2 separate regions of the Homo sapiens genome follow, and region 1 is linked to region 2. A link is an interaction called in ENCODE POLR2A ChIA-PET data of the cell type or tissue named here. Cell type or tissue: CD4-positive, alpha-beta T cell. All regions are shown on one strand. Each heading gives the region's core, and the rest is flanking DNA. Links, peaks and the distances in the headings are about the cores only. Region 1 overlaps ARID4B (AT-rich interaction domain 4B). Region 2 holds the start of MIR4753 (microRNA 4753).

Region 1 (15,027 bases), core at 4,739-12,738, 120 kb after region 2:
ACGCCTGTAATCCCAGCACTTTGGGAGGCCAAGGCAGGCGGATCCGGAGGTCAGGAGTTCGAGATCAGCCTGGCCAATATAGTGAAACCCTGACTCTACTAAAAATACAAAAATTAGCCAGGCATGGTGGAGGGTGCCTATAATCCCAGCTACTCGGGAGGCTGAGGCAGGGGAATCGCTTGAACCTGGGAGGTGGAGGTTGCGGTGAGCCAAGATCACGCCACTGCACTCCAGCCTGGACAACAGAGCGAGACTACGTCCCAAAAAAAAAAAAAGACACAACTATAAAAGAAGTTACATGGCTGTACTCATCAAGAAGGCATCACAGGCAAAGAGGGAAGCCCCTGCTCTCCCAACGTCAAAGCCAAACCAAAGGCTCTAAAGGCCAAAACAGCAGTGCTGAAAGGTATCCGTATCCACAGCCACACAAAAAAGAGAAGATCTTCACGTCACCCACCTAAGGACAGCCCAAAACACTGCTGCTGTTCTGGAGGCAGCCCAAATATCCTTGGAAGACTGGTCCAGTCCAGGAGAAACCAGCTTGACCACTATGCTATCAAGTTTCCCCTGACCACTGAGTCAGCCATGAAAAGAACAGAAAGTCAACAACATTCTTGTGTTCACTGTGGATGTCAAGGCCAACAAATACCAGATCAAACAGGCTAAGAAAAAGCTCTGTGGCACTGACATGGCCAATATCAACACCCTGATCAGGCCTGATGGAAAGAAGGCCCATGTTCTACCGGTTCCTGACTATGATGACGTTGCCAACAAAATTGGGATCATCTAAAGTGAGCCCAGCTGGCTAACACTAAATAGACATATTTTTCACCATAAAATAAATAAATAAATCATAAAATAAGTTAAACAAAACCTCTGTAATTTTTCATGAAAACTGGAAATATCAGTATGAATTGAAAATTTATTCTTCTCTTTTTTTTTGAGACAGGGTCTCACTCTATCACCCAGGCTAGGGTGCAGTGGCACAATCTCAACTCACTGCAGCCTTGACCTCCAGGCTCGGGTGATCTTCCCAAGTAGTTGGGACTATAGGCACACACCACCATGCCTGGCTAATTTTTTTGAGCTTTTTGTAGAGACAGGGTTTTGCCATGTTGCCCAGGCTAGTCTCGAACTCCTGGGCTCAAGTGATCCGCCCACCTCAGCCTCCCAGAGTGCTTAGGTTACAGGAGTGAGCCACCTCACCCAGCCATAATTTACTCTAATTAAAAAAAAAAAAAAGGAGGAAGGAAGGAAGGAAGGAAGGAAGGAAGGAAGGAAGGAAGGAAGGGAGGAAGGAGGGAGGGAAGGAAGGGAGAGAGTACTTCCTGTATCTAAATACTAAAAAACCATAGAAGTCATGACCAACCCAGCAGCAATGAGCACCCTTAACACCCTGATTGTGATCTCTAAAAACCATTTCCCACTTGAGAAAACCAGGGCTACTTGTTCTTTTCTTTTTATATATATATTTGATGTCATTAATGTCTCAGCAACCAGGGTTCCTTAAAGAAATAGCTGATTCCAGATGCGGAGCAGGAAATGTACAAAGTGAACCTGATATCCCTTGTGCCAGAAAGAGAGTAAGTTATTGAAAACCGATGGGACAATATTCAAAAGAACACAGGAACCCATCTGAAGGGGTTCCAACTGGCCAAAGATGAGACAATTGAAACATGAAAAACAGCAACTACAATGGATTAAAACACATCACATACATAAAAATCCCTAACACTAAAAATAATAAAAGAAAGAAGAAAAATTTACTGGTCGTTTTAGTGGGTTCCTAGGACACCAACTCATTATTATAAAAACTGGCAAAACGAGGTGGGAGAGGAATTAAATTTTTATAGCCTCCACTTCTAGATTTTAAAGACAGTAAATACATGAAATAAAAGTTTTCTTTACAAAAGAATTTCAACTAATAAATGTAGGAGTGATATAATTCCAAAATCACCGTTTTGCAATCCTTATATAATGGATCTAGTCAACAATCCTCAGATGCTGCGAAAACCTTTGTGTGAAAGTTGATAAGAACTTTATAAAGGATAGATCAAGCCAACATAATCTAAAACCACTGACCAATCCCAGCAATACTGAAAGTGAACCAACCTCATGATGGTAACTAATAGAAAGAATACAGCACCTCTTATAAACAATGCTCACCAAAAAAAAATACCCTCTAGAACGAATGTTCAGTTTACAGGAAATTACAGGGGTTAAACCAAACCACAAAGATGTAATCAGCCAAACAGAATGTGGGAAATTCTACAGGTTAAATAACAGTTTCTTCATCAAATAAAGGGCATGAAAAGGGTGGAGATTTAAGAGACCATTTAGAACCGTATCTTCCAACTGCAATATGAAGACTTTATTTGGGTCCTAATGTAAACGAACAAATTGCAAAGACATTTTAGAGACAGGCTAATCTGAACATGTTCTTGCTACCAGATGCCATTAAGGAATTAATGTTAATGTTATTCATTGTGACAATGGTATGACAGTTGTACTATGAAAGGAAAGTTCAAGTGTGTCAGAGATACATACCGAAATACATATGGGTGAAATGATATCTGGAATTTGCTTTAAAATGCTACATGGTGAGGGAGAAAGGAGAGAAGAGGGGCAGCAGAGTGAAACAGATAATACCAAGATGGCAAAATATTGGCAACTGGTGATGCTAGGCCATGAATATGTAAAACATCAGTGAACTTTATTTTTGTATGTTGTAAATTTCCATAAAGTTTTAAAGCTGTATCACCAGCATGTTTGTTACCATGAAGTGTATTCGTCTCTAATCATTTATTTTTACTAGTCTCCAGAATTAACACCACTAATTTTCCAAAAATTAGAAAATGTTATGTTTCAACTTATATATTTAGTCTAAAAATCAATTACCGTATTACATTATATATATCCATATATATGAATATAACGTATATTTATATATATCCATATATATGAATATAACGTATATTTATATATATCCATATATATGAATACAATGTATATTTATATATATCCATATATATGAATATAATGTATATTTATATATATCCATATATATGAAAATGACTATCTGCATTATAAAGTCACTGTGCCTATCCACAGTTAAATATTTGTTTAGCAGAATTGTATTTACATATAGCGTTTCATTCTACTTCAATTTTATTTGAGATCTTCATTTTACTTAATTAGAACTCCATATCTCTTTCATCAACACCTAATCACAGTTAATACTACAATCAGAACAATTTAAGTTATAACTCAAGGGGCACAGAGATGGGGAACCAAACCATACTGTTAATGTTTGCCATAAAAGCTGGCTTCAATCCATGCACAGAGGCATTTCATTCATTAAAAACTGCAGTCTCAGCCCAGCACAGTGGCATTTCATTCATTAAAAACTGCAGTCTCAGCCCAGCACAGTGGCATACACCTGTAATCCTCCTGTAAAGCTACTCGGGAGGCAGAGGCAAGAGGATGGCTTGAACCCAGGAGTTCCAAGCCAGCCTAGACAACAAAGTGAGATGCCACGTCAAAAAAAAAGCAGTCTTACTGTAAGTCTCTCATTATACTTTCTAGAGCCACCTTAAAGTGTGACCCTAATACAAGTTCATGTACATAAGAAGCTTTTTGGTGTTTTCCTAAGGGATAAACTGTGGTTTGGTTTTGTTTTTTATTGAGACAGAGTCTTGCCCTGTCACCCAGGCTGGAGTGCAATGGCGTGATCTTGGCTCACTGCAACCTCCGCCTCCAGGGTTCAAACGATTCTCCTGCCTCAGCCGCCCGAGTAGCTGGGATTACAGGAGCCCACCACCACGCCCAGCTATTTTTTGTATTTTTAGTAGAGACGGGGTTTCTTGAACTCCTGACCTTGTTATCCACCCACCTCTGCCTCCCATAGTACTCAGATTAAAGGCGTGAGCCACTGTGCCTGGCCTAAACTGTGTTTTTGAAATTATCTGAAGGTTTAATACCTGAAGAAATAATAAACGCTCAGAGTTCAGCCTAGTCAAAAATTAACACCAGCCTCTAATACATCAGAGAGTTATTTACTCATAGAAACAAATGCTTCTTGCCTATCAGTGTTTAATGGTATCATTTGAGATCTGAATCCTGGCACTGGTTTTTAAAAGCGGAGCAGTTCTCTGGAAAAGAACTCTGGATTATGAGTTAGGAGATCCAAGTTAGGGGGTTGGTCTATGCCAGAGTTTGAACTCATAATTCTTGTTCATTGGTGGTTAGCTGCTTGAAGCAGTAGTACTATCTTGCAAAGGATTCTAAAGCTTCATTTAGGAGCAACCAATTTTTAAACGTATGATGCAAAAAATATAGAACTAAAAAAGAGTGTAGCTTCCTGGGTATCTTTTTATTGTCACAGAAGTAATTTAAGTATTTAGTCCTGTTCTTAAATATCCAAATGGGTTCCTGAAACACTGTCCCTCTACCCACATGTTACTCTACCCTCGCTCCCCCATAAAAGAAACCCAGAAAAACTACTGGTGGGGAGAGGTACTTCCATTTGCTTTTTCATTCTATCCAGCAACCAATAAGCGGTGTGACTGTCAGAAAAACAGGCTCTGGGCCAGGCACAGTGGCTCATACCTGTAATCCCAGCACTTTGGGAGGCTGAGGCGGGCAAACCGCTTGAGGTCAGGAGTCCGAGAACACCCTGGCCAACATGGCAAAACCCCATCTCTACCAAAAAATACAAAATTTAGCCAGGTGGGGTGGCGGGTGCCTGCAATCCCAGCTACTTGGGAGGCTGAGGCACAAGAATCACTTGAACCCAGGAGGTGGAGGTTGTAGTGAGCCGAGATCATGCCACTGCACTCCAGCCTGGGCGACAGAATGAGACTCCGTCTCATAAAAAAAAAAAAAAGAAAAACAGACTCTGGAGGTCAAAATTGAGTTCAACTCTATGCTCTATAACTTTCTCTGGTCCCCATTTTCCCTATCTGTAAACAGGGAAAATTAAAGTATTCTCATAGTGCTATCATGAAGATTAAATGAGATATCTGTGCTTAGAAGACAACATAACACATACAAAGCAGTACTCAATAAACTTCATCATTTTTAATTATTATTATTATTACTATATTTAGCTTATTCTACATTAAAGATGCCTTGCAAGGAGAAAAAAGGAACTACAAGAATACTTTTTTTTTTATTTTTTGTGAGACAGAGTCTCGCTCTGTAGCCAGGCTGAAGTGCAGTGGCACGATCTCAGCTCACTGCAACCTCCACCTCCCAGGTTCAAGCGATTCTCCTGCCTCAGCCTCCCGAGTAGCTGGGACTACAGGTGCATGCCACCACGTCCAGCTAATTTTGTGTGTGTATATTTTTAGTAGAGGCGGGGTTTCACTATATTGGCCAGGATGGTCTCAATCTCTTGACCTCATGATCTGCCTGCCTCGGCCTCCCAGAGTGCTGGGATTATAGGCGTGAGCCACTACGCCCAGCCAACAATACATTTTTTTAAGTATTCTTTTTTTTTTTTTTTTTTTTTTTTTAGTATACAGACAGGGTCTCACTATGTTTCCCAGGCTGGTTTTGAATTCCTGGGCTCAAACAATCTTCCTGCCTCAGCCTCCCAAAGTGTTGGGATTATAGGCGTGAGCCACCACACCCAGGCGAATCTACTTTTTCTACTGTAAATTTTATTAAATCTAAATACAGAACAAGCATCTCTGCTGAAAATTTAGTGCCCAGTGTGGTGGCTCACGCCTGTTATCTGAACACTTTGGGAGGCCAAGGCGGGAGAATCGCTTGAGCCCAGGAGTTTGAGACCAGCCTGGGCAACATGGTGAAACCTTGTCTTTACAAAAAATACAAAAAATTAGCCAAGCGTGCTGGCACACACTTGTAGTCCTAATTACTTGGGAGACTGAGGTGGGAGGATCGCTAGAGCCTAGAAAGTCAAGGTTGCAGTGAGCTGTGATCACACCACTGTACTCCAGCCGGTGAGAGTGAGACCCTATTTCTTTTTTTTTTTTTTTTTTTTCTCCTTTTGAGACAGGGTGGCCTTGCCCTGGCCCAGGCTAGGGTGCAGTGGTGCAATCTCAGCTCACTGCAACCTCCCTCCACCTCCCAGGCTCAAGCAATCCTCCCACCTCAGCTACCGGAGTAGCTGGGACCACAGGTGCCCACCACCTTGCCTAACTAATTCTTTTTTTTTTGTGAGATGCAGTCTCGCTCTTATCACCCAGGCTGGAGTGCAGTGGCCTGATCTCAGCTCACTGCAACCTCTGCCTCCCAAGTTCAAGTGATTCTCCTGCCTCAGCCTCCCAAGTAACTGGGATTACAGGTGCCTGCTACCACACCCAGCTAATTTTTGTGTTTTTAGTAGAGAGGGGGTTTCAAAACTCCTGACCTCAGGTGATCCGCCCACCTCGGCCTCCCAAAGTGCTAGGATTACAGGCATGGGCCACCGCGCCCAGCCAACTAACTCTTTTATATTTTTAGTGGAAACGGGGTTTCGCCATGTTGCCCAACCTGGTCTCAAACTCCTAGGCTCAAGTGATCCACCCACCTCGGCTTCCCAAAGTGCTGGTATTACAAGCATAAGCCACTGTGCCTGGCTGACTCTGTCTCAAAAAACGGAAAAAAAAAAAAAAAAAAAAAAAACAGCAAAAAAAAACAAAGAAACAAGGAAAAGGAAGGGAAGGGGAAGGGAAAGGGGAAGGGGAAAGAGATGGGGAGGGGGAAGTGTAAAGGGAGGGAGGGGAGGAAGGAAGGAAGGAAGGAAAAAGGGAAAGGGAAGTGGAAGAGAAGGAGGGGAAAGGAGGGGAGGGGAGGGGAGGGAAAGGAGTGGGGACAGAAAGACAGAAAGAATTTAGTATCCAAATTGAGACATGCCATAGGTATAAATATACACCAGATTTCAAAGATATAGTATTAAAAAATGTAAAATATCTCAATAATTTTGATATCATTACATGTTGAAATAACAATGTTTTGGATATGCTGGGTTAAATTAAACATTATCATAATGAATTTCAACACCTGTTTCTTTTTATTTACTTAATACAGCTATTATAAAAGTTAAAATTACACATGGCTTGCATTATACTCCTATTGATAACACTGCTCTAAACAATACACGTTAGCACTTGAACACCTGCCCACTGCTTCTCCTTTCTCTTATTTGTCATTACTAATAACTGCTGTGGGTCACTTAGTAGAGGCCATGCTAAATGCTTTACATGGATTACCTCATTCAATCCTTCCAAAGTAGGAGGTACATTTTATCATTGTCCTCATTTCAGACAAGATTAAAATTTAAGCATCACAGAAGGTTACATTACTTGCCTAACATCACAAGGCAGTAAGTAATAGTGCCAGGATTAGAATTCAGTTTGAGAGTTTATATTCTTCTTTTTTTCTTTTTTTTGAGACGGAGTCTCGCTCTGTCGCCTAGGCTGGAGTGCAGTGGCGCGATCGGCTCAATGCAAGCTCCGCCTCCCGGGTTCACGCCATTCTCCTGCCTCAGCCTCTCGACTAGCTGGGACTACAGGCGCCCGCCACCACACCCGGCTAATTTTTTGTATTTTTAGTAGAGACAGGGTTTCACCGTGTTAGCCACGATGGTCTCAATCTCCTGACCTTGTGATCCGCCTGCCTCGGCCTCCCAGAGTGCTAGGATTACAGGCCTGAGCCACCACACCCGGCCAGAGAGTTTATATTCTTAACCAATGACGCTGTACTATCTTCCACCCAAAATTTGTATTCCTGAATTTTATGTTATCTAAAGACACTGCCCCCAAAACAAATATTTTCCAGTGGTTCTAAAAGCCAGTCCTTTTTTAAATTAAAAACTAGAGGTGGGGGAAAAAAAAAAAAGCAAAGCAAAAAACAAAGCCTACACAACTTGACTCCAAGAACGAAGATTAGGCTGGACACAGTAGCTCACTCCTGTAATCCAGCACTTTGAGGGGCCAAGGCAAGAAGATCATTTGAGGCCAGAAGTTCGAGACCAGCCTTGGCAACATAGTGAGATCCCATCTCTAAAAAAAACGAGAAACAGCCAGGCATGGTGGCACATGTCTGTAATGCCAGCTATTTAATACTTGGGACACTAAAGTGGGAGGATCACTTGAGCCCAGGGGTTCAAGGCTGCAGTGAGCTATGATCATGCCATTGCACTGCAGCCTGCAGAACACAGCGAGACCCTGTCTAAAATACAATAAAATGTAAAAAGAACAAAGATTAACCAAAGCTATATGAATCTGACTTCCAAAAATTAGGTGCACAGGTAATAAGCACTCTTTTATCATAATGCAATGCACACTAGCTATACTACATATTCTAAATTATTAGAAATTGGTTATTTGGAGACATTTAGTAAAGTGGTTCATCCCTAACTCTACAATATATTACAGGTATTTTTTTTTGGCACATATAAACCAAACATGAGTATTTTACATGCATCATCATATTTAATAACAAAGCAAGCAATGAAGTAAATGTTATTAGCCACATTTCTCATATACTGAAAATAAAACTCAAAGAAGTAAATTGCCTAGGCCAGGCACGGTGGCTCACGCCTATTATCACAGCACTTTGGAAGGCTGCGGTGGACAGATATCTTGAGTCCAGGAGTTTGAGACCAGCGTGGCAACATGGTGAAACCCTGCCTCTACAAAAAACTTGCCAGGCGTGGTGGCATACACCTGTAGTCTCAGCTACTTGGGAGGCTGAGGTGGGTGGATCACTTGAGCCCAGGAGGTGGAGGCTGCAGTGAGCCAAGATCACACCACAGCACTCCAGCCTGGGCAACAGAGGAAGACCCTGTCCCGAAAATAAAAAAAAAGAAAAGAAATGACAACATTAACTTCAAAAAATACCATCTGAGCACATACAAAACAATCTTGTGTGATTTAAAAGTGCAATTACTCAAGGTCCCTTTTCATTATCTTCTATAGCAATCCTTTAGAAAATCATGTTAAACAGAAAAGCTGCCTACTTAAAAAGTGAACTGTATCTTAGAGATTAAGACAGATTCAAATCATAAAACAAATTAAGAGTTAAGGGGCACTCATCTGTTTTTCCACCATTGTGCTATAAATCATCACCATCCTCATCATGCAAAGGTCTGGAAAGGCTGAATTCTAAAACAAACATCTGCCTTTAGAAGAGTCAGGCACTCAAATTGGAGTTTATCAAACCCAGTGGTTACCTTGGAGACTACCCATCACCACAAGCATATACCTAGCAGATAAGATCAAGCAGAAAGCATCTGCTAATTAAGTGTATTCTATGCATGGCCTGTCTGTATTAGTACGTAATTTCCATCTTCATAAAATTCCTTTGTGGTAAATAGTAAATACTAATCTCATTTTATAGCGAGGCCTAAGAAGCTAAATCATTTTGCCACACTAAGGAAACTCTGGTAGGCAGAATGCACTCCCCCTCCCCACAAAATGACCACATCCGAATCTCCAAAACATGTGAAAATGTTATCTATCAAGGGGAAATTTAAAGCTGACATGGAATCAGAGTTGCTAATTAGTTGACCTTGAAAGGGGGAGATTAGCTTGTATTATCTGGGTGAGCCCTATTTAATATAAACACAAGGATACTTATAAGTGAAAGAGGGAGGCAGGAGAGATAGTGTCAGAGACAGATTTGAAGACACCAGGCTGCTGGCTTTGAAAATAGGAGAGACCAGAGGCAAAGGAGGAAATACAGCCTCTAGAAGCTGGAAAAGAGGCAAGGAAACCAATTCTCCCCTAGAGCCTGAAGAAGAAATGCCCAGTGAGACCCACGTCAGACCTCTGACTTCCGGATTTGTTCAAAACTCCTCCCTCTCGATACACACATAAAAACACACATACACTTACAACTAACAACTCACACAGTATTTGGCACTTCTAAATGTTCTGTGTACTAAGAAAACTAGATATCCAAGTAAAGATATATATTAAAGAGGCAGAAACAGCATTAATATTAGTAGGAGCTCTGGTTTGAAGTAGTTTAGGTTTAAATCCTCACTATGCCACTTACTAGTGGCATGACCTTAGTTAGGTAAATTATATAATCTCTCTCGGCCTTGAGTTTTTCATCTGTAAAATAAGAATATATCTATGTACCTCTCAGGGTATTTTGAGAATTAAAATTTTAAATGGGCCAGGCACGGGGACTCACGCCTATAATCCCAGCACTTTAGGAGGCAGAGGCAGGGGGATCACTTGAACCGGGGAGTTCAAGATCAGCCTAGGCAACATAGTGAGACCCTGTCTCTATGAAAAAAGTTAAAAATTCGCCAGGCATGGTGGTGGACACCTGTACTCCCAGCTACTCAGGAGGCTAAGGTGGGAGGATCACCTGGGCCCAAGAGGTCAAGGTTACAGTCAGCCATGATCACGCTACTATATTCCTGCCCAGGCAACAGAGCAAGAAACTCTGTCTTCAAATAAGAAAAAACTACATATAATGTAAGAAAAGACTGACATATATTAAGCACTGAATAAGCAGTGGCAAAATTATCATATGATAATAACAAAAACAATAATAATTACAGCATAAAGAACATGATGACCAGGAAAGAGGCTGGTGTGATAAATATTTTAATGCTATTTCAGAACAAGACAAGACTGATGACAGTTAGTTTGAGATAAATGGGATGTTACTTTAGCAATAAAGACAAATTTAGAAATTACATGCCTACTAAAAAATAAGATTGTGCTGGCTGGGCACGGTGGCTCACTTTGGGAGGCTGAGACAGGCAGATCACAAGGTCAGAAGATCGAGACCATCCTGGCTAAGACAGTGAAACCCCGTCTCTACTAAAAATACAAAAAATTAGCCAGGCGTGGTGGCACACACCTGTAGTCCCAGTTACTCGGGAGGCTGAGCCAGGAGAATCACTTGAACATGGAAGGCAGAGGCTGCAGTGAGCCGAGATCATACCACTGCACTCCAGCCTGGGCAACAGAGTGAGACTCCATCTCAAAAAAAAAAAAAATTGGACTGTGCTAATTACTAAAGTATATGAGGATTAACTACTATTTATTATTACAGATTTATAATATATCATGTCAAAGCATCTGCTTAACATTCCAAATGTGAATATATAATTTTAGGGCTCTGTATGATCCCTTAAATAAAATCTCTTTTTTTAAGACAGAGTCTCTCCCTCTGTCGCCCAGGCTGGAGTGCAGTGGTGTGACCTCAGCTCACTACAACTTTCACCTCCCGGATTCAAGCGATTCTCACGCCTCAGCTTCCAGAACAGCTGGGATTTCAGGTGTGCACCACCACACCCGGCTAATTTTTTTGTATTTTTGGTAGAGACAGGGTTTCGCGATGTTGGCCGGGCTAGTCTCAAACTCAAAGTAAACTTGCAATTTTCCCCGCCTCAGCCTCCCAAAGTGCTGGGATTACAGGCATTAGACACTGTACCATGCCAAATAAAAACTGTTTACAATAGTTGTAAATTACCTGAACCTCCCCTTCACTACCTCCATCAATGCAGAAAAACTACAATTGGAAAGCTTTTCAGTGAGAGAAAGAACTTGTACCTACAAATTACAGAGAAAAAAAATTATAATGGGGGAAGGGGGAATGGGATAGACAGAATTAAGTCCATACAAGTAAATAGAAAATGTCTGGCTGGGTGCAGTGGCTGATGTCTGTAATCCCAGTGCTTTGGGAGGCCAACAAGGGAAGGTCACTTGAGGCCAGGAGTTCAAGACCAACCTGGGAAACACAGTGAGGCCACAGCACTACAAAAAAATAAAAAACTTAGCTGAATGTGGTGGCGCAAGCCTGTATTCCCAGCTACTCAAGAGACTGAGATGGGAAGATCCCTTGAATCCAGGAGTTCACGGCTACAGTGAATTATGATCACACCGCTAAATTCCAGTCTAAGTGACAGAGCTAGGCCCTGTCTCTTTACAAAAAAAGAAAAAGGAAAAAGAAAAGAAAAAAAGAAAATGTTTCAAATGGCCAAAGGAAACTTGCAATTTAAGAGAAGGTTGACTGTTCTAAAGATTCTTCAGCCAAAGAAAAAGAGAGAGAGAAAAAGAGAGACAAACCACCCAGATTGTAAAACTTTTCTGAGCTAGATCATATTCTGTGTCATCACTTGGCAGAAGAGATAGGTTCTGAACTCAAGGGCTCAAATGACCTTTCAAAGTCTCTTCAGGCTATATGGGCCACAGTGTTTCAACGCAAAATTACTTGTGGCAATATAACCAGAGGATTCATTTTTCTCCTACTTTAAAATATTAACTCTTCAAAGCTTTGTACAAAGCCTCTAATTTTCTAATTTATAATACTAATTTTCCTTTCTTTTAGAGATAGAGTCTCGCTCTGTCGCCCAGGCTGGAATCTAGTGGTGCAATCAAGGCTCACTGCAGCCTTGAGCTCCTGGGCTCAAGCTCCTCCTGTCTCAGCCTCCCAAGTAGCTGGAATTACAGGCACAAGCCACCTGTCCAGCTTGACACTAATTTTCAAGCTAGCAAAGTTCTCCCAGAAGAACTAAGTCCACTGTCGTTCATTTTTATGTTTTTTCATATGATTTCTTCTAATTTTTTTTTTTTTTTTTTTTTTGGAGGGGGACAGAGTCTTGCATCTTGCTCTGTCGCCCAGGCTAGAGTGCAGTGACCTGATCTCAGCTCACTGCAACCTCCGCCTCCCAGGTTCAGGCACTTCTCCTGTCTCAGCGCCTGAGTAGCTGGGACCAGAAGCACATGCTACCATGCACAGCTAATTTTTGTATTGTATTTTTAGTAGAGACAGGGTTTCGCTGTGTTGGCCAGGCTGGTCATGAACTCCTCCTGACTTCAAGTGATTCGCCCACCTTGGCCTCCCAAAGTGCTGGGATTACAGGCATGAGCCACCGCTCCCAGCCTGATTTTTTCTAATTTTTAAGAAACAGGGGCTCCCCCTCCCCCTCCCCCTCCCTCTCCCTATCCCTCTCCCCACGGTCTCCCTCTCCCTCTCTTTCCACGGTCTCCCTCTGATGCCGAGCCGAAGCTGGACTGTACTGCTGCCATCTCAGCTCACTGCAACCTCCCTGCCTGATTCTCCTGCCTCAGCCTGCCGAGTGCCCGCGATTGCAGGTGCGCGCTGCCACGCCTGACTGGTTTTTGTATTTTTTTGGTGGAGACGGGGCTTCGCTGTGTTGGCCGGGCTGGTCTCCAGCTCCTAACCGCGAGTGATCCGCCAGCCTCAGCCTCCCGAGGTGCCGGGATTGCAGACGGAGTCTGGTTCACTCAGTGCTCAATGGTGCCCAGGCTGGAGTGCAGTGGCGTGATCTCGGCTCGCTACAACCTCCACCTCCCAGCCACCTGCCTTGGCCTCCCAAAGTGCCGAGAGTGCAGCCTCTGCCCGGCTGCCACCCCATCTGGGAAGTGAGGAGCGTCTCTGCCTGGCCGCCCATCGTCTGGGACGTGAGGAGCCCCTCTGCCTGGCTGCCCAGTCTGGAAAGTGACGAGCGTCTCTGCCCGGCCGCCATCCCATCTAGGAAGTGAGGAGCGCCTCTTCCCGGCCGCCATCCCATCTAGGAAGTGAGGAGCGTCTCTGCCCGGCCGCCCATTGTCTGAGATGTGGGGAGCACCTCTGCCCCGCCGCCCCGTCTGGGATGTGAGGAGCGCCTCTGCCCGGCCGTGACCCCGTCTGGGAGGTGAGGAGCGTCTCTGCCCGGCCGCCCCGTCTGAGAAGTGGGGAGACCCTCCACCTGGCAACCGCCCCATCTGAGAAGTGAGGAGCCCCTCCGCCCGGCAGCCGCCCCATCTGAGAAGTGAGGAGCCCCTCCGCCCGGCAGCCGCCCCATCTGAGAAGTGAGGAGCCCCTCCGCCCGGCAACCACCCCGTCTGGGAAGTGAGGAGCGTCTCTGCCCGGCAGCCACCCGTCCGGGAGGGAGGTGGGGGGGTCAGCCCCCCGCCCGGCCAGCCGCCCCATCCGGGAGGTAAGGGGCGCCTCTGCCCGGCCGCCCCTACTGGAAAGTGAGGAGCCCCTCTGCCCGGCCAGCCGCCCCGTCCGGGAGGGAGGTGGGGGGGTCAGCCCCCCGCCCGGTCAGCCGCCCCGTCCGGGAGGTGAGGGGCGCCTCTGCCCGGCCACCCCTACTGGGAAGTGAGGAGCCCCTCTGCCCGGCCGCCACCCCGTCTGGGAGGTGTACCCAACAGCTCATTGAGAACGGGCCATGATGACAATGGCGGTTTTGTGGAATAGAAAGGGGGGAAAGGTGGGGAAAAGATTGAGAAATCAGATGGTTGCCGTGTCTGTGTAGAAAGAAGTAGACATGGGAGACTTTTCCTTTTGTTCTGTACTAAGAAAAATTCTTCGGCCTTGGGATCCTGTTGATCTGTGACCTTACTTACCCCCAACCCTGTGCTCTCTGAAACATGTGCTGTGTCCACTCAGGGTTAAATGGATTAAGGGAGGTGCAAGATGTGCTTTGTTAAACAGATGCTTGAAGGCAGCATGCTCCTTAAGAGTCATCACCACTCCCTAATCTCAAGTACCCAGGGACACAAACACTGCGGAAGGCCACAGGGTCCTCTGCCTAGGAAAACCAGAGACCTTTGTTCACTTGTTTATCTGCTGACCTTCCCTCCACTATTGTCCTATGACCCTGCCAAATCCCCCTCTGTGAGAAACACCCAAGAATGATCAATAAAAAAAAATAAAAAAAAAGAAACAGGGAAATTTACATAAAAATGTTTCATACCATGATACAAGTAAATTCTAAATTTAAAACTTTTTCAACAAAGTAAGTAGGCAAAAGGTTTGTAAACTACACTTACTATTCAATAAAGCCATCAAAAAGTCACTAAATGGCAACAACTTTATTATTTATTTATAATAACTAGTAGAGAGGCAGCATGGTTCAGTTTACTAACAAAAGAACAGGCTCTGTGATCAGTTTAATGTGTGCCTGTGGGCAAATCACTCAACATCTTTACACCTGCTTCTTCGACCATAAAAAGGGAAAAATGTTGCTGACCTGCCTCAAAGGGATGTTATTAGATATAACTAATGATTATGGAACTTTAAAAACGTAATGTGCCATATAAC
Region 2 (15,027 bases), core at 2,247-10,246:
GCAGGATGCGGTGGGGAAGCTGCAGCCTCAGTATCAGAGTCTGAAAAAAGCTCTTTCAGCGTTTTTTTAGGCCACTGTCCCTGAATACTTGACCAGACATCTTTTCGATCTTTGGCCCTGCTGTTTTGAAGTCTTTCATCAGAGTTATTTAAAAGTTTAATCCTTTTTTCTGCCACTTCTGAAAATCCTGAATAGAAACCAGTTGTCCGTAGAGATTTTCTTTTTTCCTCCAAACCATTGTATTTCTTAGTTGGTGTCATCTTTGCTTTTGTTTCTTCTTCATCTTCATCTGAAGAGCTGTTGCTACTGTTTTCCATGCAAAGTGATTCTTTGTTCTTGGCCTTCTCTTCCTTTTTGCCAGGTGATCCAGTTTTTAGACACTCTTCTGTATTGCAATACCTTCTTTTACCACGTTTTATTTGTGGTTTTGAAGATTTATCTGTTGTGTCCTTCTTGACATCCTTTCTCTTTTTTGTGACTTCATCTTCTTCATAATCAGTATCTTCGGATAATACTTCTATATCTTTCCTTAATCTTTCTGGAGATTTTGACACTGGTTTGGATATTACCAAATCTGCATGAACTTTGTTTTCTTCTAGCAAAGATGAACTGTTCTGTTCCTCCTTTGAAATAAGATCATTTCTGTTGTTGGTCAAATGATCAATCTTAGATTCCTCTTTGCCATTATTATCCATGTCTTGAGCACCTCTCTCATCTTCCTGCTCACTGTCTTCAGCAGAACTTTCAGAAGCTAGAAAATAACAGAAAAAAAAATGATGAGTATGATAAGAACACTAGCAATGTCTTCTATGTGCCAGGGACTGTATATATTAGGTCCTGTGTATACAGCCACCCGAGGTTGCTGGCTTTTATCTCTATGTAACATGCAAAGAAACTGGGTTTCAAAGAGGCTAAGAGGCTCTTCCAATGATGGAAATGTTCTATTACGATCACGGTGATGGTTGTAACACTGTATACTTTTGTCAAAACCCATCACATTTTAAACATAAAAGTCATCACTTTTATGTAAACTGTACCTTAATAAAGCTGAAATAAAAAAGAAAAAAGCTTCTCCAAGTTTATATAAGTATAATATTTTTATCATAATATATCTGAGAAAATAGTGGAGTCAGGATATAATCCCAGATTGTGCTACCTCCAAGTTAATATTCTTCTTTTTTTTTTTTTGAGTCTCACTTTGTCATCCAAGCTAAAAGTGTAAGTGGCGTGATGTCGGCTCACAGCAAGCTCTGCCTCCTGGGTTCACGCCATTCTCCTGCCTCAGCCTCCTGAGCAGCTGGGACTACAGGCGCCCACCACCACGCCCGGCTAATTTTTTGTATTTTTAGTAGACACGGGGTTTCACTGTGTTAGCCAGGATGGTCTTGATCTCCTGACCTCGTGACCCGCCCTCCTCGGCCTCCCAAAGTGCTGGGATTACAGGCGTGAGCCACCACGCCTGGCCCCAAGTTTATACTCTTATGAAACTATAGCCTTCATTTTTCTTTTCATCAGAGACGGTCTCACTCTCTCATCCAAGCTGGAGTGCAGTGGCACAATCACAGTGCACTTCAGCCTCAAACTCCTAGGCTCAAGAGATCCTCCCACCTCAGATTCCTGAGTAGCTGGGATCACAGGAGCAAGCTACTGCACCTGGCCTCTCATTTTTCTTTCCTTTGTTTTGTTTTGTTTTATTTTCTTTCCCTCCCTGCCTCCCTTCCTTTCTCTTTCCTTTCTCTTTCTTTATTTCTCTCTCTCTCTCTATTTTTTTCTGAGACAGGGTCTTACTCTGTTCCCCAGGCACTATCATGGCTCACTGCAGCCTCAACCTCCTGGGCTCAAATGATCCTCCCACCTCAGCCACCCAAGTAGCTGGGACTACAGGTGTGCCACATCCAGTGAATTTTTGTATTTTTTGTAGAGACAGGGTCTCGTCATGTTGCCAAGGCTGGTCTTGAACTCCTGAGCTCTAGCAACCTGCCTACCTCAGCCTTCCAAAGTGCTGAGATTAAAGGCATGAGCCACCACACCTGGCCAGCTTCATTTTTCAATGTAATAATGAATATCCAATAATTTTGTAATCAATGATTTCCATGATGTTTTAAAGAATAGATATAATTAATTTTAGTTACTGATAACTTATGTAAAATTAATTATGGAACTTACTGCTTCAGTGTGTTCATTCTGGTAAATCATTTTATTGTTATTTTAAGATAACATTTCCTGAGAACTTACTACATGCTGGTTACTTTTGATACACTTTGAACAGACCATCTCATTCAATCCTCAGAACAATGCTACGAGATACATGTTATCAGCCCCACTTTATAGTTCAAGAGACTAGGGTCTTAAATAAATAAGAAAAACAAACAAACAAAAAGCAACACAACAAAACAAAGCAAAAAAAAAGGGACTGGGGTTTAGAGGTTAATCTACCCCCCAAGGTAGTTAAATCTAAGTCATTTAACTCCAGAACTTACAACCTTAACTATAGCTCTCTACTGAGAAATCCATGCATGTTCTTTAGCTAAATTCATTAAATGTAAAACATAACTGACATAACTAAGATTGTGAAACCATTTCACCTTTACAATGTGTGTCTGCATGGCCACATTTTTTAAATTATCAAAACAATACATATACATCATTAAAAACAAATCTAGACTCATAATGAAAAACCAAAAAGAGGATAAAAATCTGTTTTTCCACCTCCAAAGTGTTAACATCTGATAGTTATAGTCATCTCTTACTATTCATAATATACTATTTGTTTTATTTATTTTTTTGTGTGTGTGACGGAATCTCACTCTGTCACCCAGGCTGGAGTACAGTGGTGTGATCTCAGTTCACTGCAACCTCCTCTTCCTGGATTCAAGCAATTCTCCTGCCTCGGCCTCCCAAGCAGCTGGGACTACAGGCACATGCCACCATGCCCAGCTAATTTTTGTATTTTTAGTAGAGATGAAGTTTCATCATTTTAGACAGGCTGATCTCGAACTCTTGACCCCAAGTGATCTGCTCATCTCAGCCTCCCAAAGCACTGGGATTATAGGCATGAGCCAACGTCCCTGGCCTGCTGACTTATTTATAAAGTTTATCCTCTATGAGCAATGGGGATTCTTACTTATCAACACCCATATCTCCCCTCTACCATCCTTTCTATATATAGTTATCTTTCATTTTTACAATATAGTATTTATAACATATGTAAATGTGGTTCCCTGCAGAAATAAGTAGTACATTTGATAAACTTCCTTTCTTATACAGCATTTTATTTTTCCAAGAGTTTCCAACTACTTTTCTGCATGTTACATCTTCCTTTGTATCTCTTTTACATTATTTTATTTCATTAAATTAAGCGTTGTATCCAATTTCCCCTTATTCATCCTATCTCTGCACCCTAGAGAGCTATTTTCTGCAGTAGCATCTGGGTGGTATCTCTCTGGGTCTGCTCTAACAGCTGTCATCCGGGGAATCCTCCTCACTGCTTTCTTTTGAGCTAGGTCCACTGTTAACTGAATCTCACATCTTCTTCTTCCTTGGTTATCTCATCTGTACTAGAGCTCATCGAGTAGTTTCCTTAAAAAGGTACATGGGATATAAATATTCATCGTCCTTACTTATCTGAATACATCCTTACCCTCAAACTTCATTGATTGAGAGTTTCACGAGGTACAGAATTCTAGGTTAAAAATTGTTTCCTTCAGAGTTCTGAATCCTTCCGAATGTATTGCTTCTTTGCTTAAGGGGTTATAAGCCATAACCTTCCTTTGGTTTCTCATTCCTTTGTGGTGATTTTTTCATTCTTGATATTTTATAATTTCATAATGATGTACTACGGTATGACTCTATTAATTTATTCGGTACCTAGTGAGCAATTTCAATGTAAAGATTTGTGTCTGTCAGTTCTGGAATTTTTCTTTAGTTATTTGCTTTTTTTTTTTTTGAGACTGAGTCTTGCTCTGTCATCAGGTTGGAGTGCAGTGGTGCAATCTCAGTTCACTGCAACCTCCACCTCCCAGGTTCAAGTGATTCCCCTGCCTCAGCCTCCTGAGTAGCTGGGACTACAGGTGCATGCCACCACACCCAGCTAATTTTTGTACTTTAGTAGAGACAGGGTTTCACCGTGTTAGCCAGGATGGTCTTGATTTCCTGACCTCGTGATCCGCCCACCTCAGCCTCCCAAAGTGCAGGGATTATAGGCGTGAGCCACCGCGCCTGGCCTCTCTCCTCTGTTTTCATAGTTCCCCCTTCCTAGATTAATACATTATGTAACCTATCTTTTCTCTAAAATTTCCATCACTGCTCTTTTAAACTTTCTGAAGATTTCCTCCATTTAAAATTCTTAATGCTCTACTGAATTTGCTTATTTTTTTTTTTTTTTAAGAGACAGAGTCTCGCTCTGTTGCCCAGGCTGGAGTGCGCTGGCAAGATCTCAGTTCACTACAACCTCCACCTCCCGGGTTCAGGCAATTCTCCTGTCTCGGCCTCCCCAATAGCTGGGACTACAGGCACACGCCAAGCTAATTTTTGTATTTTTAGCAGAGATGGGGTTTCACCCTATTGGTCAGGCTGGTCTCAAACTCCTGACCTCAGATGATCCACCTGCCTCGGCCTCCCAAAGTGCTGGGATTACAGGTGTGAGCCACTGTGCCCAGCTCTACTGAATTTTAATTTAGATTTTTTGTTTTTGTTTTTTTTGAGACAGGGTCTCTCTCTGTTGCCCAGACTGGAGTGCAGTGGTGCAGGTTCAAGCAATTCTCATGCTTCTGCCTCCTGAGCAGCTGGGATTATAGGCACCAACCACCACATTCGGCTAATTTTAATATTTTTATTAGAGACACGGTTTTACCATGTTGGTTAGGCTGGTCTCGAACTCCTGACCTCAAGTGATCTGCCCACCTTGGCCTCCCAAAGTGCTGGGATTACAGGCATGAGCCACTGTGCCTGGCCTTTAGATTTTTATCTCCAAGTCTTTCTTGTTCTTTTCTTTTTCACTGCATCTTATTCTTTTCTTTTTCACTGCATCTTATTCTTTTTTTTTTTTTTTTTTTTGTAGACGGAGTTTCACTCCTGTTACCCAGGCTGGAGCGCAATGGCGTGATCTCAGCTCACCGCAACCTCCGCCTCGTGGGTTCAAGTGATTCTCCTGCCTCAGCCTCCCAAGCAGCTGGAACTACAGGCATGTGCCACCACACCCGGCTAACTGTTTTCTATTTTCAGTAGAGACGAGGTTTCTCCCTGTTGGTCAGGCTGGTCTTGAACTCCCGACCTCAGGTGATCCGCCTACCTTGGCCTCCCAAAATGCTGGAATTACAGGTGTGAGCCACCGTGCCCAGCTTATTCTTGTTTTATAGATACTGTAGGTTCTCTGAGATTAACAAGAGATGATTAAGAATGCCCTATTAAAACTTGATTGACACTACTGTTAGTAGGATTTATTAACTGATAGGCTTTACGTGATTCATCCCGGATCTAGTTTACTCTAGGGGATTTCCACTGCCAGAATGTAGAAGATTATTCTCCAGAGACATTCAATTTCTCCACAGAACTCCAACTACCACTGTACCTCTAGTTTTATTCCCAACCCATCTCAGGACAAGAGGATAGAATCTTAGCTGTCTGTGTTCTCTACTCACAAGGGGCATCAAATTTTTATGTATACATATACATACACATATGCATTCATATGATGATCATTAATTAACTGGAAATATTTGAAATGTCTTCAATTTGATCTGTGGCCAAAGATAAAAAATAAAATTCACTGAAAAAAGAAAATATGAAGAGAATACTTAAAATGTTAAAAGTATGCAAATATGATACTCATTGTTGAACTAACAGGAAAAATATGGGAAAGGATCAAAATGTCTTTTTTTAGCAACTAATTAAATAAATTATGATATATCTATTCAGTAGATGTGGATGTGCCGATTTGGAAAGATTTATAAGTTATACCACTAAGTAGGGGAAAAAAAGAGTTTGTAATATGTTAATGATCCCATCTGTAAAAAGACTGCACACATGTGAGTGTCTATTACACATATAGGATAAATATGTGTGTGGGGGGGTTTGGGGTCATTGTATATGTGTTATATGTATGTGTGTGTGTATATATACTCATATGTCATATATATGGTATATAAATGCAATTTCTGAAATAATATAAACCTATAAAAATGGGGGAAAATACGAAAGAAAAGCAACACAATTTGCAAGTCAGAAAGCAGATAAATGAATGACGGGCACCAAAGAAGGCTAAACCTCATACCAGCAGTGAGGAAAGCCAAAAACCAACCCAGTTTACCATAGAAACCTCAATAATTACTGACTGCCCTAGTGCCTATGAAAATTAAAAAGGGCAGTGGGGAGCCTCATACAAGGAGCACTGGGTGAAGACTAAAAATTACTTAGATGCCTAGATCCCCACCTCACTTCAGGTTGGAAGGTGACTGCCCTTCTAGAGCTTTATTCTCTGAAGACAGTAGGAGAGGGCTCCTAGCCTGGGAGATGCTAACAACTGTTGAAGGCACAGGTACAGATGCGATGCTGAAATTAGGGGGATTCATGAACATATCTAACCACTAAGAATCCTCCACCCCACTCTCTGTTCTTCAACTAGATCCTAGAACACTGGAAACCATTCTCTTACCACCCTCCAGTCAAGAGATTGGAACTCTTTTCTCTGGAAGCCAACTAGTCTAAGAGAAAAAGACCTAAAGACTTCATATTATGAATTCCCTAGGACATGGCCAACCAGATCACCCGATAGTGAAACTCAAGGTCAACAAGTGCCAACCATATGCTTGCAATTTCCAAATCAGTTTAGTCTTTCCTTCATAATCATAAGACAGCCAGGAAAAAAAATTCTTAATAGGGAAGAGCTCAAAACAACAACACAGAAAAAAGCAAATTAGAGGTAACTGAAAAAACCAAAAATTATAAAATCCTTTGAAAGATCAAAATCCGAAAGGTAAGGTATTGCATCCATCTATAAGAACAGAGTGGTACAAAACACACAGAAAACAGAGCTCTTGAAAAATTAAACTAGTTTAATTTAAAAATATTCATTGAAAGGCTGGGCGCAGTGGCTCACGCCTATAATCCCAGCACTGTGGGAGGCTGAGGCAGGTGGATCACAAGGTCAGGAGTTCAAGACCAGCCTGGCCAAGATGGTGAAACCCCATCTCTACTAAAAATACAAAAAATTAGCTGGGTGCGGTGGCAGGCGCCTGTAATACCAGCTACTCGGGAGGCTGAGGCAGGAGAATCGCTTGAACTTGGAGGGCAGAGATTGCAGTGAGCCGAGATCATGCCACTGCACTCCAGCCTAGGCAACAGAGTGAGACTCAGTCTCAAAAAAAAAAAAAAAAAAAAAAAAATCATTGAAAACTTAAACATTACAGCAAAAAGTCAACAAAAGGATTAAAAGACAAAGCAGATAAAATTTCAAAGAAATAAAAAGACAAAAAAATTAATAAAAAGCAAGAAATTAAAAGGTGAGCATATTAGAGTATATTACAGAAGGTATAATATCAAATAATGGCTGGCCAAAGAAAGATAACAGCCAAGTGCAGTGTCATGCACCTATACCCCAGCTACCCAACTACTTGGGAGGCTGAGGCAGGAGGACTGCTTGAGCCCAGAAGTGTGAGAACAGCCTGGGCTGAACATAGTGAAACACAGTCTCAATTAAAGAAAAAAAAAAATTTGGCAGGGCTGGGACAGTAGCTCATGCCTGTAATCCTAGCACTTTGGGAGGCTGAGACAGGAAAATCGCTTGAGCTCAGAAGTTTGAGACCAGCCTGGGCAATATAGTAACACCTCATCTCAAAAATAGTAACAATGAACAAAAATTAAAAAGGAGAGAACAGTAAAATGCAGGAGAGGAAATCATCAAGAAAATCATTCAAAAAAACTGCCTAGAACAGAAAGACAGAAGTTGCTAGAATGAAAGAGTCTAGCAAGTAGGCATCACAGGGGATGAAAATATATCTACACAAGGCTAAAGAAAGAGAACAGCCAAGTGTACTGTGGATATATCTGTTCTCTTCCTTTGGCCTTGTGTAGATATATTTCAGAGTTAAATTTCTGGATACGAAAAACAAAGATTCAAGATTCCTAGCAGGGCATGGTGGCTCATGCCAGTAATCCCAGCACTTTGGGAGGCTGAGGTGAGTGGATCACTTGAGGTCAGCAGTTCGAGACCAGCCTGGCCAAAATGGCAAAACCCCATCTCTACTAAAAATAGAAAAACTAGCCAGGCGTGGTGGCAGGCCCCTGCAATCCCACCTACTCGGGAGGCTGAGGCAGGAGAAACACTTGAACCCAGGAGGCAGAGGCTGCAGTAAGCCAAAATTGTGCCACTGCACTCCAGCTTGGCCAACAGAGTGAGATTCCATCTCAAAAAAAGAAAAGAAAAAAAAAAGATTCCAGAGACAGAAAAGCAAAAAATAAAGAATAAAACAAGTCACATACAAAGAATCAGGAATTGGAAGAGCTCTGGACTTCACAAAAGCAATACTGGAAGCAAAAAAACAATTCAACACTGCCAATAAAATACTGAAGGAAAAACTTCCAATCCAGCCAAACTATGAATAGAATAAAGATATTTGCAAAAATAAATACAGATATTTAAATGCAGCCAATCTCTAAAAATTCCATCTCATGCACTTGTTCTTTAGAAGCTACTAGAGAATGTGCTCCACCAAAATGAAAGTATGGGGGTGGGGAGGAACCTGAGATGCCAAAAACAAAGAAATCCAAGAACTACATTAAAGGAGATCCCTAGAATGGGATCTCCCTAGGAAAATAGCTGTGCAACAGATATAGAGGGAAACCAGTCCAGACTACAGCAGTGTTATTTCCAAAGAAAGTCATACTGCAGGCTATTATCATTAAGCTACCTGCTACCGCCTCTCTGTAGTCTTTGAATGCCTGAGTGACCCAGACTGGATTTTAAAATCTGTATTTATCTTGTTTCAACTATGTGTCAATGAAATTCCAGCTCTCCCTTCCATGTCTTATGTGCCACTACCTAGATCAGCTAATGACATCATTTTATCCAGCAGAAACATTCTGACCTACTTGTGAAAAATAGGGGTAAATCACCATAAGCCTAGAATGAGAATATATATAGAGTAGTCTGCTACTACGACTGAGCACACTCCCACATAACATCCACTGCGAATGTGTCACATATTCTTTTTATTTTATTTTTTTTAAGATGGAGTTTCGCTGTTGCTACCCAGGCTAGAGTGCAATGGTGTGATCTTGACTCACTGCAACCTCTGCCTCCTGGGTTCAAGCGATTCTCCTGCCTCAGCCTCCCAAGTAGCTGGGATTACAGGCACCCACCACCACACCCGGCAAAGTTTTTGTATTTTTTTTTTTAGTAGAGACAGGGTTTCACCATGTTGGCCAGGCTGGTCTCAAACTCCTGACCTCAGGTAATCTGCCCGCCTTGGCCTCCAAAAGTGCTGGGATTACAGGAGTGAGCTACTATGCCCAGCCAAATGTGTCAGATATTCTAACTGTAGTGGACCCCTAGGTTTATCAGAACTGGCTTATGACCTGTCCAACTGAATTCTCTAGAGGGGCTTTTGTAAACTCTCAGAGAAGCTAAATCTGAAATCAGAGTATGACTTAGAATCTCTATTCAGGTAACATTCTCAGAAAGCCTTCATCTGAGCCTTCTTATAAAACTAGGCTTATGCTTGTTACTCAATTTTTAAAAAACTAAAAAACAGGCTGGGTGCAGTGGCTCATGCCTATAATCCTAACACTTTGGAAGGCTGAGGCAGATGGATTGGATTGCTTGAGTCCAGGAGTTTGAGACAAGCCTGGGCAACAGGGTGAAACCCCATCTCTACAAAAACTACAAAAAATAGCCTGGCATGGTGGCACACACCTGTAGTTCCAGCTACTTAGGAGGCTGAGATGGAAAGGTCGCTTGAGCCCAGGAGGTCACTTGAGTCGTGATAGCACCACTGCACTCCAGCCTGGGTGACAGAGCGAGACTCTGCCTCAAAAACAAAAACAAAACAAAAAAACACCCTAAAAAAATGAAGTAAAATAAAAATTACTTAGGAATATAAATATAGATAATTCAATTCTGAAGAAAAGTAAAGCAAGGATTACACAAAAGTCCAGACTATAATTACTTCTGGGAGGAGACATACTACGAAGTAAAATAAAAATTACTTAGGAATATAAATATAGATAATTCAATTCTGAAGAAAAGTAAAGCAAGGATTACACAAAAGTCCAGACTATAATTACTTCTGGGAGGAGACATACTACATGTTTTAAGTAAATAGTATTTGATTGCTACTGTGGAGACATACTAGTATCCATATTATTACTGTTCTTTAAACTATACATGTATTTTCCATGCACTATTTGCATGTAGGATACATGGGAAAATTTTTTAAAAATCAATTTAAAAATATTGCCCTAATTAGTACAGTGGTGAGTAAATAAAAATATAGTACAGCATTTGGTTTATAAAATAATGAGTTAATATAAACACACATCTACAATAAGAAACAAAAACTAGCTTCTATTAACATTCAAAATAAGTAAAAATGAAACCTCTTTTAAGTTATGAGAAATGATAAGATATTTTTATGGAGATCCATTCTTTTATCTCATAGATATGTCCCCTTCCCTGCCAGTCAGATTTAATAAATCTCTGCTCCAATCCTCATTGCTTTTATTACCTATACTTCATTTTGCCTTAAATACTAAGCAATAATCCCATCATAAAAGAGGTCATGTCAGGCCAGGCGCGGTGGCTCACGCCTGTAATCCCAGCACTTTGGGAGGCCAAGGTGGGCGGATCATAAGGTCAGGAGATCCAGACCATGGTGAAACCCCATCTGTACTAAAAATACAGAAAATTAGCCAGGCGCAGTGGCGGGCGCCTGTAGTCCCAGCTACTCAGGAAGCTGAGACAGGAGAACAGTGTGAACCCGGGAGGTGGAGCTTGCAAGTGAGCTGAGATTGCGCCACTGCACTCCAGCCTGGGTGACAGAGCGAGACTCCGTCTCAAAAAAAAAAAAAAAGCAGTCAGTCCAGGTGCAGTGGCTCCTGCCTGTAATCCTAGCACTCGGGAGGCTAAGACAGGCCAATTGCTTGAGCCTAGGAGCTCGAGACGAGCCTGGTCAACAGGGCAAAACCCCGTCTCTAGAAACAATATAAATATTAGCCGGGCATGGTGGCATGCGCCTGCAGCTCCAGCTCCTTGGGAGGCTGAGGTGTGAGGATCTTTAGAGTCTGGGAGGTTGAGGCTGAAGTGAGCTGAGATTGCACCACTGTACTCCAACCTAGGCTACAGAGTGAGACCCTGTCTCAAAGAAACAGAGATCATAATAGTCATAATCAGGACAAACAAAGTTTGGTGTTCTTTACAACAACTTGTCAGTATACTTTTATGGTCTGATGTTGTATAACACAAACTATGCATTACATTGCAACAGAAAGGATGGCACAGAAAAGATTAAAAAACTAAAGTAACAATGCTAAAAGTTGAATATTAAATGTTAACCAAAATTTTATGGTGCCCTTGGATCTACTAGTAATAAAAAATTTGAGGCCTCAATCAATGGCTGATTTTATTTCAAGTACAGGTTGAACATCCCAAATCCAAAATCTGAAGACTCCAAAATCATACACTTTTTGAGTGCTGACGTGATTCTGAAAGGTAACGCTCACTGGAGCATTTCAGATTTAGAATTTTCGGATTTGGCTTGTGGAATGCAAATATTCCAAAATCAAAAAAAAATCTGAAATCCAAAACATTTCTGGTTCCAAGAATTTCAGTTAAGAGATATTCAACCTGTAATAAGAGAGCAAACAAAACTCTGGTAGAAAAAACAGTAGTTGGTAATGTCACTGAATTACCTTTATAGAACTTGACTCATAAATTAAAATCAAATACTTGCACAACAGAACGATTGTTATGTTTACCTTGAAGTCCATTAAGGATCGAAGTAATTTCTATGGACTTAATATGAGCAGTATCAGAGTTTTTGGCATCAGTGAGATCCAGTTTGGATACCATTTCAGGAGATGGATTTGTCTGAAATGGTGGTTTGGACAAGCGCCGAAGTTTACAGTTTTTTGGAGAGTATTTTTCATCTTTGTCTTTTTCTTTGTCTAATTTATTCTAGGTTAAGAAAAAAAGTATGTCGTAATTTATCATAAGGCATTTATCAGAAACAATGTTAATGTCCACTTTTAACTCACTATTACAGAATATGTTGTTAAATATTTAACATAAAAAGAAAGAACATAAGAAGCCCCTCAAAACAGCCAGATTTTTAAAGCTACTTAACAAAATACTACACAGGATGATCAAAAGGTTTTGTATTTATACTTTAATAACGGGAATCAAATTAGCAATCAGATAGGTGATTAGGACTAGCAAACCTACAACTTGCTCTTCAGAATTAAAATCACAATACGTTTAAATTAAATACTAACTAAAAAAAGAGGCCAGGTGAGGTGGCTCACACCTGTAATCCCAGCACTTTGGGAGGCCGCGGCAGGTGGATCACCTGAGGTCAGGAGGTCAAGACCAGCCTGACCAACATGGAGAAACCCCGTCTCTACTAAAAATACAAAAGTAGCCGGGGTGGTGGCGCATGCCTGTAATCCCAGCTACTCGGGAGGCTGAGGCAGGAGAATCGCTTGAACCTGGGAGATGGAGGTTGCGGTGAGCCAAGATCGCGCCATTGCACTCCAGCCTGGGCAACAAGAGTGAAACTCCGTCTCAAAAAAACAAGAAAAAAAAGAAACGATTGCAACGTGGTCATTTTAAAATCTCACTATATGTGGGTTGGGAATGACAAAATTCCAGGTACTTTTGTAAAGTCAAGTCAGGGGCAACCTTCCTACCTCAGTGATATATTAATGTTTTGAGAAAAGATGAGAAATTTTCTCAAATTATTTGTTTACAAATAGATAAGCAAAGGCCGATATATTTCCTGGAAACTACTCTTAAAAATTTTGTTGATTTATAGGAAAAATAAGCTCTCTGAAGCATGAGTTAGCAGTAAGCACTATAAATTTTGAGTGAGAGTAATTCTCCTAAGGATGGTACATATCTAGTATCATTCCAGATGCATAGAAGATGCTAATCAAACATTTAGGAAAATTTAGTCTTAGAATGAATAATTCTATCATACATAAAAGTAACATTAATTTTCCATATGAGCTCCTAAGTAAATCCTCATGGCATTTTCGTGGTTAATAGGATCCTGTGGGGCTGGGCGTGGTGGCTCACACCTATAATCCCGGCATTTTGGGAGGCCAAGGCGGGCGGATCACCTGAGGTCAGAAGTTCGAGACCAGCCTGGCCAACATGGTGAAACCCCATCTCTACTAAAAATACAAAAATTAGCCAGGTGTGGTGGTGTGTGCCTGTAATCCCAGCTACTCGGGAGGCTGAGGCATGAGAATCGCTTGAACTGGGAGGTGGAGGTTGCAGTGAGCCGAGGTTGCACCACTGTACTCCAGCCTGGGCAACAGAGCGAGACTCTGTCTCCAAAAAAAAAAAAAAATCTTGTGAATATATTCTAAGCCACTGACTATAATCAGATAAAGAAGAAGAGAAAAAGGAGTTGCCAGATAGCCTTTTCTTCCTTGGAATGGTTTACAGCTACAATAATAACCTATGTCTCTCCAAGTCACACTGCCTTATGGCTCCTGGTTGGGAACTAGAGGGGAAGGAAATGGCAGAAATAGATAAATAAAATCTGGTTGAATGGCTTTATATAATGTTGGGACTGAAAAAGTCTCAAAGATCATCCAGTACTGTTTCTAAAATGCTTTCCCTAACCTGACAAAATTAATTATATACAAATCTAGCATTTGAAAAATGTGCTATTTCAATAAAGTGTAACACTAACACATATTTAATTGCATCATTTGGAGGAAAACTTCTTTTTAAGAGCTAATAGTGTGTAGTAAAAACAAGCACTTACCTTTATTTTCTTCCGATGTTTTATCTTTGGCACATTTTTATCAGCAGGTCTTACTATTTTATCTGCTTTAATCCATTCATCGTATCTAAAATTAAAGGAAATTAATATAAATATGTACAATATATACCACGGAAATAACCTATGCCATATTAAAGAGAAACTCATATAGAATCTTGACATTTTAGAAGGGAAAGGACCTTGGAAATCATCTCAGCTTCCTGGTTTGAAGAGCAAGCTACCAAGGCACAAAGAGAGGGAGGTAATAACTTGCCCATGGACTTAAAGTTAGCTACTGGCCGAGCCAAGACTAGAGAGCATGATCTCATGATTCCTCAACTAGCACTGCTTACTCGGCTACAACAAAGAGAAACTGAATCTGTACAGTAAGTATTAAGATAAATCACAGTATTTTCTACATTTTGTTTTACTTTGTTTCATTCTTAAGCAGCAGGTAGGCAATTTTTCTCTAGACACATCAGAGAGCTAAGGTAATAGCTTCAGTTTTAAATGGCATTGTGTAATAGAAAAGCACCGTATTACAGCCAGGCACAGTGGCTCACACCAGTAATCCTAGCACTTTTGGGAGACCAAGGCGGGCAGATCACGAAGTCAGGAGATCAAGACCATCAACGCTAACACGGTGAAACCCCATCTCTACTAAAAATACAAAAAATTAGCCAGACGTGGTGGTGGGGGCCTGTAGCCCCAGCTACTCAGGAGGCTGAGGCAGAAGAATCGTGTGAACCCAGGAGCGGAGCTTGCAGTGAGCTGAGATCGCGCCACTGCACTCCAGCCTGGGCGACAGAGCGAGACTCTGTTTCACAAAAAAAAAAAAAAAAAAGAAATAAGAAAAGAAAAGCACCATATTGTAACGTATGGATAATGCAAAATCAACTAGAAAAAAAAAATGCTTGCTCATAAAATACCAGAAAAACATTACTCTGCAAAGTTTTTCAGTATTCTGAAATGCTCCCTACATGTACAGACAGCTGAGTCAACAGCTGTGATGGCCTCTTGATTCAATGCTGATGGTCTTCAC

Evidence for each region. Peaks named below come from ENCODE experiments on the same cell type or tissue, not always from the same donor. Only the 100,000 strongest peaks of a DNase experiment are listed, where the experiment ranks them.
Region 1: POLR2A ChIA-PET joins it to region 2 with 5 read pairs; 2 of 35 experiments call an interaction of 5 or more read pairs at or near these places.

What each region holds. Positions count from the first base shown.
Region 1 is chr1:235,295,548-235,310,574 of GRCh38, forward strand. The region is part of intron 2 of ARID4B (AT-rich interaction domain 4B); the gene reads right to left. It also overlaps the pseudogene RPL23AP23. Among named protein-coding and RNA genes, the nearest start is that of ARID4B, 25 kb to the right of the region's middle. In CD4-positive, alpha-beta T cell, for the core only: no CTCF peak of the experiment used is centred there; DNase peaks (open chromatin) are centred at 9,194 and 9,764; H3K4me3 peaks cover 511 bases; H3K27ac peaks cover 2,879 bases.
Region 2 is chr1:235,182,043-235,197,069 of GRCh38, forward strand. ARID4B (AT-rich interaction domain 4B) reads right to left here. Exons shown (of 24, transcript NM_016374.6): 18 at 13,989-14,073; 19 at 11,971-12,169; 20 at 1-751. It overlaps MIR4753 (microRNA 4753), which reads right to left and starts at 8,074; the gene lies at 7,992-8,074. In CD4-positive, alpha-beta T cell, for the core only: no CTCF peak of the experiment used is centred there; no DNase peak of the experiment used is centred there.